2 separate regions of the Homo sapiens genome follow, and region 2 is linked to region 1. A link is an interaction called in ENCODE POLR2A ChIA-PET data of the cell type or tissue named here. Cell type or tissue: MCF 10A. All regions are shown on one strand.

The links. Peaks named below come from ENCODE experiments on the same cell type or tissue, not always from the same donor. Only the 100,000 strongest peaks of a DNase experiment are listed, where the experiment ranks them.
Region 2: POLR2A ChIA-PET joins it to region 1 with 5 read pairs; 5 of 35 experiments call an interaction of 5 or more read pairs at or near these places.

Annotation. Positions count from the first base shown.
Region 1 is chr19:36,163,544-36,166,043 of GRCh38, reverse strand. No RefSeq gene overlaps it. Among named protein-coding and RNA genes, the nearest start is that of COX7A1, 12 kb to the right of the region's middle. In MCF 10A, no CTCF peak of the experiment used is centred here; no DNase peak of the experiment used is centred here.
Region 2 is chr19:36,041,050-36,043,549 of GRCh38, reverse strand. All of the region lies in intron 1 of THAP8 (THAP domain containing 8), which reads left to right. The region is part of intron 3 of LOC101927572 (a long non-coding RNA gene); the gene reads right to left. Among named protein-coding and RNA genes, the nearest start is that of CLIP3, 9.4 kb to the right of the region's middle. In MCF 10A, no CTCF peak of the experiment used is centred here; a DNase peak (open chromatin) is centred at 1,529.

The DNA.
Region 1 (2,500 bases):
GGGAGGGAGGGAAATAAAGATATCTTTTCTACTTTTTTTTTTTTTTTTTTTTTGGAGATGGAGTGTCGCTCTGTCACCCAGGCTAGAGTGCAGTGGCATGATCTCGGCTTACTGCAACCTCCATCTCTGGGGTTCAAGCAATTCTGCCTCAGCCTCCCAAGTAGCTGGGACTACAGGCGCACAGCAGCACACCCAGCTAATTTTTTGTATTTTAGTAGAGAAGGGGTTTCACTTTGTTGCCCAGGCTGGTCTCGAACTCCTGAGCTCAGGCAATCCGCCTGCCTGGGCATCCCAAAGTGCTGGGATTTCGGGCATGAGCCACCACACCCAGCAAGAAAGAAAGATATTTTTTCTTTTCTTCTTCTTTTTTTTTTGAGACGGAATTTCACTCTTGTTGCCCAGGCTGGAATGCAATGGCACCATCTCGGCTCACCGCAACCTCCACCTCCCAGGTTCAAGCGATTCTCCTGCCTCAGCCGGCTGAGTAGCTGGGATTCCAGGCATGCGCCACCACGCCTTGCTAATTTTGTATTTTTAGTAGAGACTGGGGTTTCTCCATGTTGGTCAGGCTGGTCTCGAACTCCCGACCTCAGGTGATCCGCCGCCTCGGCCTCCCAAAGTGCTGGGATTACAGGCGTGAGCCACTGCGCCCGGCCAAGAAAGATATCTTTTCTAAGGTGAAAGACAAGTTGCTGCAAGTTGCAGTACCTACCACAAAGAAAGAAGTACAATGGTCGGTAGGTTTTTTTATTTGGGAGGCAACATTGAGTATGCTGTTTTGACCCATCTGCAAAATCACCCAGAAGGCTGCATGCTTTGAGTGGAGACCAGAGCAAGAGAAGGCAATAGGGTAAGAGGAGGCTGCAGTAGAAGCTGCTCTTTTTTAAAATTTTTTTTTTTGAGACGAAGTCTCACTCTGTCGCCCAGGCTGGAGTGCAGGGGCACGATCTCAGCTCACTGCAACCTCCCAGGCTGGAGTGCAGTGGTGTGATATCAGCTCACTGCAACCTCCGCTTCCCGGTTTCAAGAGATTCTCCTGCCTCAGCTTCCCAAGTAGCTGGGACTACAGGCATGCGCCACCACACCCAGCTAATTTTTTATTTTTAGTAGAGACGGGGTTTCACCATGTTGGTCAGGCTGGTCTTGAACTGCTGACCTCAGGTGATCTGCCCGCCTCAGCCTCCCAAAGTGCTGGGATTACAGGAGTGAGCCACCACACCCAGCCAAAAATTTTTTTTTTTTTGAGTCGGAGTCTCACTCTGTCCCCTAGGCTGGAGTGCAGTGGCGCGATCTCGGCTCACTGCAAGCTGCGCCTCCCGGGTTCACACCATTCTCCTGCCTCAGCCTCCCGAGTAGCTGGGACTACAGGTGCCCACCACCACGCCCGGCTAATTTTTTGTATTTTTAGTAGAGACGGGGTTTCACCGTGTTAGCCAGGATGGGCTCGATTTCCTGACCTCGTGATCTGCCCATCTCGGCCTCCCAAAGTGCTGGGATTACAGGCGTTGAGCCACCGTGCCGGCTTTTGAAGCTGCTTTACCATTAACAAGGTCAGAGTCCTTCAACACTAACCTCTGTTGCATTGGTTCCTAGACTTCAAGCCAAACTTTTCCTCTGGCATGTTCCTTATGCCCAGTGAAATGAGGAAGAAACTTGGCTGGGCGTGGTGGCTCACGCCTGTAATCTCAACACTTTGGGAGGCTGAGGCAGGTGGATCACGAGGTCAGGAGTTTGAGACCATCCTGGCCAACATGGTGAAACCCCGTCTCTACTAAAAATACAAAAATTAGCTGGGCATGGTGGCAGGCACCTATAGTACCAGCTACTCGGGAGGCTGAGGCAGGAGAATCTCTTGAACCCAGAAGGTGGAGGGTGCAGTGAGCTGAGATCGCACCACTGCACTCCAGCCTGGCAACAAAGCGAGACTCCGTTTCAAAAAAAATAATTATAAACTTGAGCCTGGCTTACAGCTAGTCTGTACATCATGCTGGTACCGCTCGAAAGTGGACAATGGCAGCATTACAACCTCCCTTAGGGATGAACCTACAGGGCAGTGGTCAGAACTTCATGTAGGTCGGGTGTGGTGGTACACACCTGTAGTCCCAGCTACTGCGGAGGCTGAGGCGGGAGAATTGCTTCAACCTGGGAGGTGGAGGTTGCAGCGAGCTGAGATTGTGCCACCGCAACCTGCCTAAGCGACAGAGCGAGACTCTGTTTCAAAAAGAAAAAAGAGAATTTCATGCTGCACATTTAGTTGTCCAGTATGCCTGGAGGGAGAAGTGGCCAGAAGTATAGATCTATACTAATTTATGGGCAGTTGCTAATGGTTTGGGTGGATGGTCAAGTACGTGGAAGGAAGAAGATTGAAAGATTAATGACAAGGAAGCTTGGAGAGGCATATGGATGGGCCTCTCAGTCTCTGCACAGACTGTGAAGATATTTGTGTCCCATAGGAGTGCCCACCCAAGGGCAGCCACTGAAGTGAAAATTCCTTTTTTTT
Region 2 (2,500 bases), 120 kb after region 1:
TAAAATCTACCATTTTGATCATTTTTAAGTGTACAATTTTGATCATTAAGTGTACAATTCACTAATGTTAAGTGTTGTATAACCAATCTCCAGAACTTTTTCCTCTCCTAAAACACTCTATCCCCATTGGACAATTCCCTCTTTCCCTCTCCCCCAGGCTCTTGGCAACCACCATTCCACTGTCTGTCTCTAGGAATTTGACTGTTCTACCTCATATAAGTGAAATCGTCAGTATTTGACTGGCTTATTTCACTTACCCTAATGGCCCTCAGAGTTCATCTGTGTTGTTGCATGTGTCAGATCAAGACTAAATAAAATTCCAGGCCAGATGCAGTGGCTCACACCTGTAATCCCAGCACTTTGGGAGGCCGAGGTGGGTGGATCACCTGAGGTCAGGAGTTTGACACCAGCCTGGCCAACATGGTGAAACCCCATCTCTACTAAAAATACAAAAATAGCCAGGTGCAGTGGCAGGCACCTGTAATCCCAGCTACTTGGGAAGCTGAGGCGGGAGAGTCGCTTGAACCCAGGGGGCGGAGGTTGCAGTGAGCCGAGATCACACCACTGCATTCCATCCTGGGCAACAGAGTGAGACTCCATCGCAAAAATAAATAAATAAGCCGGGCATGGTGGCGGGAGCCTGTAATCCCAGCTACCCAGGAGGCTGAGGCAGGAGAATCACTTGAACCCAGGAGGCAGAGATTGCAGTGTGCCGAGATTGCGCCATGGCACTCCAGCCTGGGTGACAGAGTGAGACTGCATCTCCTCCCTCCCCCCAAAAAAAAGACTAAATAAAATAAAATTCCATTGTATGTATATGCAGCATTTTTCTTATCCATGTATCTGTTGATAGACACTTCCACCTTTTGGCTGTTGTGATTTATGCTGCTATGTTTCTGTTGTCTGTTTGTTTGTTTTTGAGACAGCATGTCGCTCTTTTGCCCAGGCTAGAGTGCAGTAATGTGATCATGGCTCACTGTAGCCTTAACCTCCTGGGCTCAAGCAGTCCTCCCACCTCAGCCTCCTGAGTAGCTGTGCCTCTAGGCACATGCCACCATATCTGGCTAATTTTTCTATTTTTTGTAGAGACAAGATTTCACCTGTTGCTCAGGTTGGTCTTGAACACCTGGGCTCAAGTGACCCACCCACCTCAGCCTCCCAAAGTGCTGGGATTACAGGCATGAGCCACCACGCCAGGCCTGATTTATGTTGCTACGAACGCAGGTGTGCAAATATCTCTCCAAGACCCTGTTTTGTGTTCTTTTGGGTATGTAAGCAGAAGTGGATTGCTGGGTCATATGGTAATTCTATTTTTCAGTGTTTGAGGAACTGCCATATTGTTTTCCACAGTGGCAGCACCGTTTTACATTCCCAGCAGTGTACCAGAGTTCCAGCAGTTTTTCCACATCCTCACACACACTGTTCTTCTCTTCCTCTTCCTCCCCCTCTTACTCCCTCCCCCTTCCCCTTCCCCTCCTCCTCCATCACCCAGGCTGGAATGCAGTAGTGTGATCATAGCTCACTGCAGCGTTCAAATTCCTGAGCTTAAGCAATCCTCCCACATTGCCTCCTAAGTAGATAGAACTATAGATGCACATTGCCACACCCAGCTAATTTAAAAAATATTTTTTCGTAGAGACAAGGTCTTGCTACATTGCCCAGGATGGTCTTGGACTACTGCCTTCAGGAGATCCTCCTGCCTCAGCCTCCCAAAGTGCTGGGATTACAGACACAAGCCACCATGCCCGGCCTCTTTTTTGTTGTTGTTCAATAGTAGCTGTTCTGGTGTTTGTCAGATGATATTTCATCAGGGTTCTGATACTGCGTTTTCCTAATGATTGGAGATGTCAAGTATCTTTTCATGTGCTTATTGGCCATTTGTATGTCTTTGGAGAAATGTTTGTTCAAGTCCTTTGCCCATTTTTGAATCAGGTTATTTGTGTTTTATTGTTGTTGAGTTGTTTAAAGACTTGTTAGTGGGTGTTTTCAAGCATACACAAAAAGTAGAGCCCTCAGTATCCATCACTGTGTCACTAGTTATCAACACTTTGCCAATCTTCTTCCCTGCCCTGCCCACACCTCTAAGTTTTTGTCCTGCACTATTTTAAAGTAAATCCCAGACATCAGATCTTTTATCCGTAATTATTTCAGACTGATTTCTAACAGAAGACTGTTTCAGAAGTATAAACCAATACAGTTATCACACCTAGCAAAATGAATTTTTTTTTTTTTTTTTTAAAGACAGGGTCTGGCTCTGTCACCCAGGCTGGAGTACAGTTGCGCAATCTCGGCTCACTGCAACCTCTGCCTCCCAGGCTCAGGTGACCCTCCCACTTCAGCCTCCCGAGTAGCTGGGACTACAGGCATGTACCACCATACATGGCTAATTTTTTTTTTTTTTTGTAGAGTCGAGGTCTCCCTATGTTGCCCAGGCTGGTCTCGAACTCCTGGGCTCAAGCGATCCTCCCACCTTGTCGTCTTCCCAAAGTGCTAGGATTAC